Linked DNA regions of Homo sapiens: region 1 is linked to region 2. The links are chromatin contacts, found by POLR2A ChIA-PET in ENCODE. All regions are on one chromosome and are shown on one strand. Each heading gives the region's core, a stretch centred on a gene start or an enhancer-like site at or near the end of the contact. The rest is flanking DNA. Distances are from core to core; before and after follow the strand shown. Region 1 holds the start of LINC00905 (long intergenic non-protein coding RNA 905). Region 2 holds the start of ADGRE3 (adhesion G protein-coupled receptor E3).

Evidence for each region. ChIA-PET counts read pairs that join two places held with the same protein, here RNA polymerase II (POLR2A).
Region 1: POLR2A ChIA-PET joins it to region 2 with 12 read pairs in naive thymus-derived CD8-positive, alpha-beta T cell. The contact joins the promoter of LINC00905 here to the promoter of ADGRE3 in region 2. POLR2A ChIA-PET finds 5 or more read pairs at or near these places in 2 of 52 experiments (naive thymus-derived CD4-positive, alpha-beta T cell and naive thymus-derived CD8-positive, alpha-beta T cell).

The regions. Positions count from the first base shown.
Region 1 is chr19:16,030,598-16,037,297 of GRCh38, reverse strand. It overlaps LINC00905 (long intergenic non-protein coding RNA 905), which reads right to left and starts at 3,585. Exons shown (of 5, transcript NR_024335.2): 1 at 3,470-3,585; 2 at 2,286-2,818; 3 at 1,576-1,827; 4 at 1,281-1,410. It also overlaps the pseudogene SNX33P1. RefSeq lists an enhancer at 1,700-2,201.
Region 2 is chr19:14,670,179-14,677,630 of GRCh38, reverse strand. ADGRE3 (adhesion G protein-coupled receptor E3) reads left to right here and starts at 2,787. Exons shown (of 16, transcript NM_032571.5): 1 at 2,787-2,885. The coding sequence starts at 2,861.

The sequences.
Region 1 (6,700 bases), core at 2,336-4,835, 1.4 Mb before region 2:
GGAGCCTGGTCCTCCCTTACCCTAGCCTGGCCAGGCTGTCCCCGAGGCCAAGGCCCAGTGGCATGAAAAGGGGGTTTCTGCAGCGCCCAGGGCAGAAGGTTGCTCTCTGGGAACCTCCGGGGCTCAGGGTGTGGCCAGGCCGTCCCTAGCTCAAGACAGACCTTGGGTGAACTGGCGGTACCTCTGGTGGAATTCCATGCCAAAGCTTCCGATGGAGCAGGCTGGCGTTGGGGGCTTGTGTTTCCTGTGGTATGACCTTGAACAGGGATGCTGAGCTCCTGTCACTTCCACATCTGCCCTGGATCGGCTAAACGGCTTCATCAGAGCCCAGACACCAGAAACTACTGTGCCCCATGATAACCAAGAGGCAGATCCAGAGACATTTCTCTACACAATGGCACCTGCATCCGACTCCTCTTGGAGGGCAGTGACCAGCCCGGTGTGGAAGGAGTTAGGGCAGCACCCGGCTAGCTGCTCCACAGCCCTAGATGGCTCTTGGGCCTTGGGAAGTCATCTCTAATGAGAACGCCGTTCACTCTAAGACTTCCCCAGAGAGGGGTGAGTGTGGCACCCCTGCAGCCCTAGCCATCAGTAGCGTGCCTTGCGGCCTCTGACTCAACCTGCAGGACAGAGCCCCACCCTCAGGGCACACTTCCTAGGACCAGAGGGGCCTGGCCTCAACCTGAGCCCTGGGAGGGGAGGGGAACTAGAGGTGTCACGTGCCTCCACAGTGGCCAGGATGACCACGCAGGGAACCCATGGCACTGTGGATTCAGTTGCTGTACCACTTGATGGCAGAAAATTTGAGAGTGATCTATGAGAACATGAAGTGCTGAGCCTGTGTAGTGAGCAGGACATCAAGGGCTGACTCGCAGGGGCTCATGGCCTCAGCAACCCTGGCCTTATATCTGCAGTGCAAGTGGTCTGCAACCCTGGACTGGCCCAGCGCGCCATGGCTGCCCCTGTGCCTTGACCCACTGTGCCATGGCCATTGTACCACCCAGAGGTTTCAAGGCCCTGCCCGGTGCACTGCCTGCCTCCTTGAAGCCATCTCTCAGTGCTTTCCAGCTGCTACTGCAGCCGCAGCTGGTGCCACCACAGAGTGCCTTCCAGCAGCCAGCGCAGGATTTCCAGGCGGTAGGGATGCCCTGAAGCCGTGGCCTCAGCAGCTCCTTGGTGGCAACTAGGCCAGCTAGGGCAGTGATGATGACTGGGACGACAAGTGGGATGGCAGCTCCATGACGGTGAACGATCCAGGTGCACTGGGCAGAGGTGCATACCTGGAGCTCGACGGCTCCCTGGGTCCCCACGTGGGCAGGAGCTCGGTCACTGTGAGCCGCAACCTCAACCGCTACTCTGCCTTCATCAAGTCGGGAAGGGAGGCCTTCGTGCTTGGCGAGGCGTTGGGCTCTGTGAAAGACAGGGACAAGCTGTGTGCATGGTGCTGTTGGTGCTTGGCCCCATGGCCCCAAGTGGCAGGAAAACCCCTACCCCATGGCCCCAAGTGGCAGGAGAACCCAGTGCACCGCTGGCGACACCACTCAGTAGAACAAGTTCAAGGACATAAAGACCTACTTCTCCTGCAAGCTGGTGCACGGCGCGACAAGCCCTTGAACCGGCTGGATGCGTGTCTAGTGAAGTTCCCAGTCGTCTCCATGCTCCACCTGCCCGAGAACAGGGCCACGGGCTGCCTCCAGAGGGACTCCATCTCCATGCACAGGAAGAGCCTGATTTGCGGGATGAGCCACACGGCTGGCCGCCTGGTGTTGGTGCAATGCCACGTCCTCCAGCACTTCCTGACGTGGCCCAGCAACACTGCGAGGAGGCCTGGAAACAGGGCAAGAGGAAGGGTGAGAAGGGTGGCATGGTGGGGGTCAGCTCCTTCCTGACCCTGAGCACTACCCCCACCACTGCCCTCAACCTGCAGGAGGTGGAGAGCAAGATGGATAGCTGCAGATGCTTGCCCAGGAAGGTGGACAACAGCGCTGCTGCTCAGCCACAGGGCATGGAGCTCACTGCCAGCAGGTGAGGGGCTTCAAGAAGGAGCATCAGCAGGCGGCCAGCCCTTCTGTGGCCTCAGCCAGGCCTTGGAGTGGGCCCAGCAGGCCTCTGGGTGGTCCTGAACCAAACCATCCCCTTCCCCGAGGTGCCTGTGATGCCATTGGCAAGCTCTTCCCGGATTGGCCCAGGCAGGACCTGGACCCCGTCTCGGACCTGTTAGTGCGGTCCCAGGAGCACTGGGCCAACTTCCCAGACCACCTCCACGTTCACAGAGGAGCTCTTACCAGAGTCACGGGGAGCAGGAGACTCGTGGGAGGAGGGAAGATGGAGGTGCGGCGGCTGATGGCGTTCAGGAGCGCGGGACACGAGTTCTTTGGGCGCTCTGGCTGAAATTCACCATCTCTATCCAATTCCAGTAGAGACTTGAGATCACAGATGCAGCACTGTTTACCACAACAGATATTTTTTCCAAAAAGTGACCCAGAATTCGGAACCAGCTCTTCACAAAAATGGAGTGTTGAATTGGGGATTTTTTTTTCTGGTTCAAGGATAATTTCTACGGCAGAACAAAAATTGCTATCAAAGAGCCATGGCCAACTATTCATGGTGGTACAAGGATGGTTTTGTGCTCAACTGAGGCCGGTTGAATAGAGAATTACATAGGAAATAAAGAGCGAACATGGTGATGGAGTAGAAACAGCACCACGTGTTGTAATTTTGTAGGCATCGGTACTACGGAAGTTCCTTCCTTCCTTCTCTCCTTCCTGCTGTCTGAGCCTCCTCCCAGCATTGGGCATCCCCTGGGCCTGGGTCTGTGCTGGGAGAGACACAAAGGACACCATTGGCTGCAGGCCAGGGACTGGCATGGTCAGGGGAGCCTGGTGAAGTCAGAGTGTTCCCTGAGGATCAGTCCTGGGATGACCAGGTCCAACTGACCAGGCAACCAGGGCCCCATCACCCGGGCCTTCCATGACCTGGCCCTCACTAAATGGGCCCCGATGACCAGGTCTCCACCGACCTGGTCCCCCATTGACCAATCCCCAATATCCAGGACACACTGACCAACCCTGCCGACCAAGTTTTCACTGACCAGGCCCCCGATGACCAGGTTTATTGATTGGGCTCCCTCTGACTAGGAGCCTGCTGACCAGGATGTCACTGACCAGGCCCCACTGACAGCCACCCCCCCTCACCCCTCCCCCACCTCTGCCAGGCCCCGATGGATTAGGTCCAATGATCAGGCAGCCACTGGCCAGGGCTGCACTGACCCCTACTGATCAGTCACCTGCTGACCAGGCCCCTGAAGACCAGGTTCACACTCACCAGGCACAAGGCCCCACTGACGAGGCCCCCACTCACCAAGCCCTCACTGACTCACTGACTAGGTCCCCCTGATGAGGCCCTCACTGCCTGGACCCCACTAACTAGGCCTCATCAATGAGACTTTCACTGACCAGACCCTACTTACCCAGGACCCCAATGACCAGGCCTCACTATCCAGGACCCACTGATGGCCTAGGTCTCCACTGACCAGGCCCCCACTGACTGGACCCAACTGACCAGGTCCTTAACTGACGAGATTCTGACTGGCCAGGTCCTTAACTGACGAGGTTCTGACTGGCCAGGTCCTTAACTGACGAGATTCTGACTGGCCAGGTCCTTAACTGACGAGGTTCTGACTGGCCAGGTCCTTAACTGACGAGGTTCTGACTGGCCAGGTCCTTAACTGACGAGGTTCTGACTGGCCAGGTCCTTAACTGACGAGCTTCTGACTGGCCAGGTCCTTAACTGACGAGGTTCTGACTGGCCAGGTCCTTAACTGACGAGGTTCTGACTGGCCAGGTCCTTAATGACCAGACCTTTACTGACTAGGCCCCACTACCCAGGACTCCCACTGACTTGGCCCAACTGACAAGGCCCCCACTGACCAGGTCCTCACTAACCATGTCCCTACTGACCAGGCCCCCAGTGACTGGGCCCAACTGACAAGGTTCCAACTGACCAGGTCCTTAACCGACAAGGTTCTGACTGACCAGGTCCTCAGTGACCAGACCTTTACTGACTAGGCCTCACTAACCAGGACCCCAGTGATCCAGGCCTTTACTGAATAGGCCCCACTCTCCAGGGCCTCAAAGACCAGGTCCCTACTAACCAAGTCTCTCTGAATAGACCCTTACTGACTAGACCCCACAAACCAGGACCTCAGTGACCAAGCTCCCATTGACCAGGTCCCACTGGCCAGGCCCCAGTTGATGAGGCCCCGCTAACCACATCCAACACTGACCAGGTCCCACTGAGCAGGCCCCAGCTCTCCAGGCCCCCAGTGGCCAGGTTTCACTACCTAGGCCCCACTGACCAGGCTCCTTCTAACAAGGGTCCCCTGACCAGGTCCCATTGACAAGTCCCCACTGACTAGGTCCCCACTGATGAGGCTCCAACTTACCAGGACCCCACTGACCAAACCTCCACTGACCAGGCCCCACTAGCCAGGCCCCACTGATGAGACTCCCACTGACTTGGGCCCAACTGACAAGACCCCCTCAGACCAGGTCCCACTGACCGGGCCCAAAGTGACAAGGTTCCAACTGACCAGGTCCTTAATGACCAGACCTTTAGGGACCAGGCCCCCTTACCCAAGTCCCCACTGACCAGTCCTCCAGTGACTAGGCCTCACTATCCAAGACCCACTGATGAGGCTTCCATTGCCAGGTCCCCACTGACTAGAGCTCACTGACACGGCCCCAACAGATGAGGTTCTGGCTGACCAGGCCCTGAATGACCAGACCTTTACTGACTAGGCCCCACTACCCAGGACTCCAGTGCCCAGGTCCCTACTGACCAAGTCCCACTGACTAGGCCCTCGCTGACCAGGTCCCCACTGACTGGGCCCCAACTAAGAAAATTCCAACTGACCATGTCCTTACTGAATAGACCTTTACTGACTAGGCCCCACTACCCAGGAGCCCAACGACCAGGCCCTCACTGCCAGGCTTCCACTGACCACCTTTCTATTGAACAGGCTCCAGTGGCCAGGTTTCCAATGACTAGGTCCCCATAGACCAGACCCCCAATAATCAGATCACACTGACCCAGCTTCCGCTGACCAGGCGCCCACTGACCAGGTCCTCACTGATGAGGTGCCAAGTGACTAAGTCCTTAACTCGAGGACCCATGATCAGTCCCCTCTGACCAGGCCACAGCTGACCAGGCCTCCCACAGACCAGATCCTCACCGAGCAGGTCCCTGCTGACAACACCCCCATTTACTAGGTGTTTTCTGACTATGTCCCCAAGGACCGTGTCCCCATTCACAAAGCCTCCGCTGACCGGGCCCCCATTGACTAGGACACATTGTTTAGGTCCCATTGATCAGGCCCCGCTGAGCAGGCCACAATGTCCAGGTCCCACAGATCAGGCCCCCACTGACCAGACCACAATGTTCAGGTCCCACTGACAAGGCCCCCGCTGACCAGGCCACAATGTCCAGGTCCTACTGATCAGGCCCCGCTGAGCAGGCCACAATGTCCAGGTCCCACTGACAAGGCCCCTGTTGATCAAGCCATAAGGTCGAGGTACCCACTGACCAGGCCTCAGCTGACCAGGCCACAATGTCCAGGTTCCCACTGATCAGACCCCCGCTGACCAGGCCACAATGTCCAGGTCCCACTGACAAGGCCCCCACTGACCAGGCCACAATGTCCAGGTCCCACTGACAAGGCCCCTGTTGACCAAGCCACAAGGTCCAGGTCCCCACTGACCAGACCAGGCCTCGGCTGACCAGGCCACAATGTCCAGGTTCCCACTGACCAGGCCCCTCAGCCATGGTGCTCAAAGTCCGTTCCTGTGGCCCCCACTCAGCCCACAGACTCTCCCCTCCCCACATCTGCACTCACAGGCCAGGCCCCTGAGGGTCTTTTTGGGACAGGGCCCCTCCTCCAGGACACAGGGAGGGACAGCTGGCCTTAGGCTCCAGGCGCCCAGCTTCACACTCGCCCCCCACAAGGCCCTATGGGCTCATCTCAAAGGGACAGTAAATTGGCATGGCACCACCTGGACCTTTTGCTGAGCTGCAGTCCAGGGAATGGAGGGATGTTTGTCACACCAGGCATCCTTTGTGCTAGGCATCCCAAGCCCTTCCCGTGGAGTCTGGATCTAGAGACACAGTGCAGATGCGGTGAGGTGACCAGCCCAGGACCCTCGAGGCTGAGCTTAGGAACACATGAGGACTGTCCCCAGATGTGGGCGAAGGATTACCTAGGTGCCGAGGCAAGAGACTGAAGGCACAAACTGTTTCAGTATAATAAAGAAAATAGTTAGAATAAGAATAGTCATAATACAAATTAGATACAGAGATGATCATGGACAATTATCAATCATTAATATAAACATTATTAATCATTAGCTTTTAATATTACTCTTTGTTGCATTACTAATATAACCTAGGAATAACCGACGAGTAGAGAGGGTCAGGTGCTGAAGGGACAATGTGAGAAGTGACCTAGAAGGCAAGAGGTGAACCCTCTGTCACGCCTGCATAAGGGCCGCATGAGGGCTCCTTGGTCAAGCGGTTAATGCCAGTGTCTGGGAAGGCGCCCGTAACTTAGCAGACCGCGAAATGGAGTCTCCTTTCCTCGGAGGACTCAGGGAACACTCTGCTCCACCAGCTTCTTGTGGAAGGCTGGATATTATCTAGGCCTACC
Region 2 (7,452 bases), core at 1,538-4,037:
TTGCAGCTCTCTCCTGTGGGTGTCTTTCAGTCTTAATTCAGTGTGATCTCTTTCCTTTACCTCCATAATACCATACTCCATTCATTTCCCACCCCCACCCCTCATCTCTCTGGCCATTCTCGTCCTGTCTCCTCTATTAGCTGCCTCTCCATTCCTTTATTTTTTTTAATTTTTTTCTATTGCCTTTGCACAAATTAACATTGCCTGAGTTTTTAAATGAATTACTCAGGGTTCTTTTTCCACTCTATAATCTCTCCCTAAATGATTTAATCCATGACCGTGTCTTCAGTTGCCACCAGGGCTACTTTCTTGCAGTGGTTTTTTTGTTTGTTTGCCTGTTTGTTTGTTCCTTTTTGTTCCTGTTGTATCTAGTGATACAAGAGCTAAAAAGATATTATTCAGGCAACTGGTGAGGGTAAGAGAGTCCTCAGTAAGGCTTCCCTGTTAACAAAAAGCAGCCCCAAAATCATTTCTTTTCGTCTTTACCTCCACTACCAATATAACCACCACCTTTGCTATTTTCACCCCATCATTATCACCACTGCTATCACAGCCTTCGTCACCATCACCACAACAATCACCTTCACTGCAGCTGTCACCTTCAATCACCATCATCACCACCATCTCTGAAAATATCACCATAATGTAACCATCACCATCGCTACTACCATCACCGTCACTTTCATCATCTTCACCATCATCGCAACCATCGTCATCATCACCATCATCCCTTCCTTCATCGTCACCACCACCACCTATAGCTCCACCATCACTCCTGCCACTACCATGATTACCACCATCACCACCACAACCGTTATTATCACCATCATCATCATCACCACCACGACAAAGAGCAGTCTGCAAAATCGAGCTACAAACATAAATAAGCAAGCTGGAAGTTTGCAAAGGTAAATGCAGCGGCTGTGCCAATAGGAAAAGGCTTCCTGGGGGCAGGCATGTTCAACATGGAGGTTCCCTCTTCCCTTTTTTTTTTTTTTTTTTTTTTTTGAGACAGAGTCTCGCTCTTTCGCCCAGGCCAGACTGCAGTGGCGCTATCTCGGGTCACTGCAAGCCCCGCCTTCCGGGTTCACGCCATTCTCCTGCCTCAGCCTCCCGAGTAGCTGGGACTACAGGCGCCCGCCACCGCGCCCGGCTAATTTTTTGTATTTTTAGTAGAGACGGGGTTTCACCATGTTCCCTTTTCTTTATCACCACGTGTGCAGTAAAAAAGCAGGCAACATAGTGCCAGCCAGGTAGAGACCCCATCTGCATAGTAAAAGATGAGGATGGGGCGGCCAGCTTCTTTGCGTGCTATGCAAACAGCACACCCAGTCCGACCAATCTCTCGGTTCCTGTGTAAATCAGACAGCTCCTCCTCAAGCTCGGCTATAAAACCCCATGTATTTCACCACGAGACCAGAAGACTCACTTGGGAGCCCCTCTCTCTCTGCAGGATAGAGCTTTTCTCTTTTTTCTCTTCTCTTGCCTGTTAAACTTCTGCTCTGAAACTCACTTTTTTTTTTTTTTTTTTAGATGAAGTCTCACTCTGTCACCCAGGCTGGAAGGAACTGGCGCAATCTTCGCTCACGGCAACCTCTGCCTCCCGGGTTCAAACAATTCTCCCGCTTCAGCCTTCCGAGTAGCTGGGATTACAGGCATGCGCCACCATGCCCAGCTAATTTTTGTATTTTTAGTACAGACAGGGTTTCACCATGTTGGCTTGGCTGGTCTTGAACTCCTGACCTCAGGTGATCCGCCCGTCTCAGCCTCCCAAAGTGCTGGGATTACAAGGGTGAGCCACAGTGCTCGGCCTTAAATTCACTTCTTGTGCATCCGCATCCTTGATTTACTTGGCATGAGAGGATGAACCCCAGACAACAACACTGCTTCAGTAGGAAGTCTGGTGTTTTAAGTCTAATGAAGAGCTTCAGAAGAGTTTTAAGCAGGGGAGCCGGGTGCAGTGGCTCACACCGGTAATCTCAACACTGGGAGACTGAGGCAGAAGGATTGCTTGAGCCCAGAAATTCAAGACAAGCCTGGGCTACAAAGCGAGGCCCTGTCTCTCTTCAAAAAAAAAAATAAAAACTAAAAAAAATTAGCCAGGCGTGGTGGCATGCACCTGTAGTCCTAACGATTCAGAGGACTGAGGTGGGAGGATCGCTGGAGCCCAGGAGTTTGAGGTTGCAGTGAGCTATGATTGTGCCACGGCACTCCAGCCTGGGTAACAGAGCAAGACCCACATAAATAAATAAATAAATATTTGCTGGAGGAAGGGTAGATTTACAGACTTTTTCTCCCAAGTCCTGTGACTGGTTAGGGTTGGTCCAAATAACCAAATAATGTATTACCTTCTATGAGACTTTGGGACTCTTAACTTCTTATGGCTCAGCAATCATAACCAGTAAGTATCATCTACTGGGGGAAGAGAAAGATATGTTAAAATGACTCCTCTGGAAACTTCAGATACCAACACAGACACCCTAAAATCTGGTTTACTCACCTCAAAGCCACAGGCTTATTTAAGATTTATTTTGGCCCCAAAGGCACTTCCTAATCCTCAGACAATGTGATGTAACTTTCAGGGCATTTCCTCGTTAGGGTTTACCAACTCAATCATCCCAAAGGTGATCAACAATAGCTAGGCAGAAAAGGTACAGCAAATAAACGAAAAGCAGAACCATGAGTCTGATGGCGAAAGAGGGGAAGCAGTTTGCTTTTCTGATAGCAATTTCATGAGTCAGCTGACCTAAGATACATACTTCAATTCTCATGGGATTTCTTGAGCTAGGAAAGGTGGTTGGCTTACGGCACAGTAGAGAGCTTCCAGGGCTGGCTGGCGTGGGATACCCGTACCACAGAAATGCAGGGACCATTGCTTCTTCCAGGTATGTGTGACTGTAACAATGACTGAGGCTTAACCTATCCCCCAGTCAGGGACCACTTGGTTCAACAATTGGTTATTTTCTCCTCCTCTTTCTTCTGCTCTGAACACTCTCACCTTTTCCCTTTGGAGTGTGGTTTCCTTCCTGACTACCCTATTCAAAGTATGCTCTCGAATATCCCTAAAATGTTCCTATCCAATCTAGTAGCTTGGTTTTTTGTTTGTTTTGTTTGTTTGTTTTGTTTTGTTTTTTGAGACAGAATCTCACTCTGTCACCCAGGTTGGAGTGCAGTGGCGCAATCTTGACTCACTGAAACCTCTGCCTCCCGGGTTCAAGTGATTCTCCTGCCTCAGCCTCCTGAGTAGCTGGGATTACAGGCACACATCACCACACCTGGCTAATTTTTGTATTTTTAGTAGAGATGGGGTTTCACCATGTTGCCCTGGCTGGTCTCGAACTCCTGACCTCAGGTGATCCACCCGCCTCAGCCTGCCAAAGTGCTAGGATTACAGGCATGAGCCACCGCACCCGGTCTCTAATACGTTGTTCATCTTCCTCTTGGCAAGTTTTGTTTTCTAATTGATGTCTTCTCCTTCTTGATAACTTCTGCAAACTAGCCCTGCCCTGACTTTTTTCCTTTTTCTCTTGCTATTCTTTCTTCTCCCTCCTTTATCATTTTCCTGTGACAAGAAAATAAATGATAATTTTATTATTAATTTTAGAGGTCATTATATTAAGTGAAATAACTCAAACACCAAAAGACAAATGCCTCATGTTCTTGTTTATCAGTGGGAGCTAAATAATGTGGACACATGGACATAGAGAGTAGAATGATAGACGATGAAGACTGGGAAGGCTGAGGGAGTAGAAGGACAGTGGAAAATAAGAAGTTACCTAATGGTTACAATGTACATCATTTGGATGGTGGATACTCTAAAAGCCCTGACTTCACCACTATGAAATCTATGCGTGTAACAAAATTACACTTGTATCCCATAAATTTATACAAAGAAAATAATGATAACCAACATTTTTGAAAACTCACTATGCACCTTACATGTATTAATCTGTTGCATCATCAGTATGCTCATGGGGTATCCTCATCTTACAGATAAGAAAACTGGGGCACAGGTTATGTTATTTGTCCAACATCACACAGCTAGTAAATAAGAGAGCTGGGATTTGAATCCAAACCATCTGTCTCCAGATCTTTGCTATAATGCTCCTCCCACAGGATCCTTACTGGGATCTTCTGTTTTTCTACTCCCTCTCCCTATGGGAATCTCCTAATTCCATGGCTTCAACCACCATCTCTGTACGGATGAAATCCCATCCATCTTTCCAGCTCCAGATGAATTAACAATATTGATAGTCCCAATATCAATCAAAGCTTACATTTATTAAGCAGCTACTTTAGCCTGGCATTAGGCTTAAATTGCTTTACATTGTCACATAGCATCTGCACATTACAGATAAGAAATTGCATCATAGAGAGGTTCTGTGAATTTCTCAAAGCCTCACAGCTATTCTGCTGCAGAGGCAGCTGATAGGCTGTAAATTCTATCAAAATAATACAAGCTACACTTAAATCCTAATGCCATGTCTCCCTCACCTTTGCAACCCCTAGCATAGCATCTTATATATAAGAGGTGTTTCAGTATATGTGGAATCAAATGTGAAAGAAGCCTGCCTTTTTGCAACTGGAGACAGAGTCCTCCACACTTCTGAGGTGGATTATTAGTGAATTTTGGTTATCCAGGAACTTTTAGCCCATATCACTGGATGGTACAGGCAAGGGTGATGATATGAGCATTGGGTCAAGAATTAGGATTCCAGGGTTGGGCATGGAGGCTCATACCTATAATCCCAAAGCTTTGGAAGGCAAGGCGGGAAGATTGCTTGAGCCAGGAGTTCAAGACCAGACTGAGCAACATAGCAAGACTCTGTCTCCAAGAAACATTAAAAAAAAAAATTAGCCAGTCATGGTGGCACACACCTGCAGTCCCAGCTACCCTGGAGGCTGAGGTGGGAGGATCGCTTGAGCTCAGGAGTTCAAGGTTACAATGAGCTGTGATTGCATCACTGCACTCCAGCCTGAGCAACAGAGCTCAAATGATAATATAGGCAGCAAGCTAGAGCAATTAGGCAAAAAGAGAGAAAGAAAAAGCATCCAAATGGGAAAGGAGGAAGTCAGATGGTGACAGAGGCAGCCAGTATCAGTGGAGGACTTCCTGCCTGACATTGTGCTCTACACAGTCCCTCATTTAGGTCATCTCCAAAACCCCACAAAGTAGGTCATACTGCCACCCTATTTCACATAAGGAAGCTTAGAGAAGTTAAACAACTTACCCAAATTTGCCCAACTAGTGTGCCAGCCACTTAACCCCAGGGGACCTGTTTCCTCATCTACAAAATAAGTCAGTGGATGATTTCTAAAGTTTCTTAGAACTCTGGGATTCTGACACACCGATGACTCTTCAGAAACCCTAACTTAAGACCTTTGCCCAAATTAGTGAGTACAGGCTTGCTGGTTAGACTAAAGACTAGTCTTAAGGAAACATGATGGTCCCCCAGACTGCCTGAGTTTTAGGAACAGGGTAACACTATTCAGCCATATGGTTTATCAGTTGGCCCTGTGAGCTAGTCATCATTTGGGCAGGCGTAAGGTTTGTGTGGCTGCTACACATTCATGTATATACAAAAGAAGAAAGTGCCTCACGCATATAATGCCAACACTTTGGGAGGCCACAGAAGGAGGATCACTTGAGGCCAACAGTTCAAGACCAGCTCGGTCAACACAGCAAGACCCAATCTCTACCAAAAAAATTTTTTTTAATTGGCCACAAGTGGTATCTCATGCATGTAGCCCAGGAGTTCAAGGCTACAGTGAGGTATGATTGCACCACTGCACTCCAACCGGGGCAACAGAAAAAGAACCTGCCTCAAAAAAATAAAAATAAAAATAAAAAATGTAGAAGGAAGGGGACTTTAAAGGAAACATCAGCCTGACATTAAGCCCAGCTGAGAATATTCAAAATGTTCTGTGAATGCAATTGCATAAGTAACTGATCACAAACCAGACCTGGCATCTTCTTGGGGGAAGGGTGAGAATTACAGGAAGAAAAATAACAGTCCCCCCAGAGACATCCACATCCTAATCCCTGGAACCTGTTAATATGTTACCTTACATGGTAAAAGAAACTTTGCAGATGTTGATTAAGATAAGAATCTTAATATGGGGGTAGTACCCTGAATTTTCCAGGGGGCCTAATATAATAATCACAAAGGTCCTCTTAAGAGGGAGGTGGAAGATCAGGAAGACGAGAAGATGCTGTGCTGCTGGATTTAAAGAAGGAGGAAGGGTCCGTGAGCCAAGAAATGCAGGCAGCTTCTAGAAGCTGGAAAAGGCAAGGAGACAGATTCTCCCCTAGAGCTTCCAAAAGAAACCAGCCCTACTAACATTCTTGATTTTAGCCTATAGAGGCTGATTTAAGACTTCTGACTTCCAGACCTGTAAGAGAATAATAAATCAGTGTTGTTTTAAGCCACTACAGTCATGGTAATTTGTGATAGCAGCAATTGGAAACTCAAGAGAGAGATCCAGAAGGATTTAGATTGCTGCCATTACCTCTCCTGAAGAGTCACACAGTTAGCCCCCAGGGCCTCTTCTCCAAAATCCTACAATTGGTCTGCACTGCCCTAAATGACCAAGTCACATACCACTCTCTACGGGACTTTGAGGCTCCAGTCAGATCTGGTGAGTGGCATCTGCCGGGGGAAAAAAGGACAAGTCACTGTCACAATAAACATGCCAACCTACAGTGTCTACAATCTGAACAGCACTTCCATGCAGGTAGTGCCCTGTGGGATTTCTGAAGGAGAGGCTATGTGGTGTAATGGGTTATCAGCTAGAACCCAGAACCCGTGTTTAACCTCAGCTCTGCCACTGACTAGCCCCAGTGAATGGAGCAAGTTACTTACCTTCTCTGTGCCTCCATTTCTTAATCTGAAAAGCAGAGATGATGCTAATAGCACTTTCCTGCTAAAGTCGTTGCAAAGCTGAAGTGACAGAAAAAAAGCAGTCCATCTGTCCAGCATCTTTAGGTCTTTGCAGAAGCAGGAACATGACTGATGACATCATCGGATGTTGGAAAGGCATGGGGAAGAGCAAAGGGCTCTTTACCAGCCACAATAGAGCCAGCCTGAGCAGACAATTTTCCAAAAAGGTGGAAATAATATCCCCCATCAAAAATGTGTTTCTAGAACCTTGCTGGTCTCTCATAAGGAGGAAGAATTTGATTCTTCTCCACTTGAATCTGAATGAGCTTGTAACTTGCTTGTAACCAAGGGAATATGATGGAAGTAGAGCCAGGTGACTTTCAGGGATGAGTGTCAAGAGGAAATGCAGCCTCATCAGCTGGGACACTCATGCTTAGAGCTTAGATGTTCCATTAAAGCAGCTTGCTTCAGGTCTCCATGTTTGAAGGAAGCCCAAACAAGCCCAACACCCTGAGACAACAGGTGAAGGGACAATGCCCAGCTAGTTCTCAGCCGTTGCAGCCCCATCCAC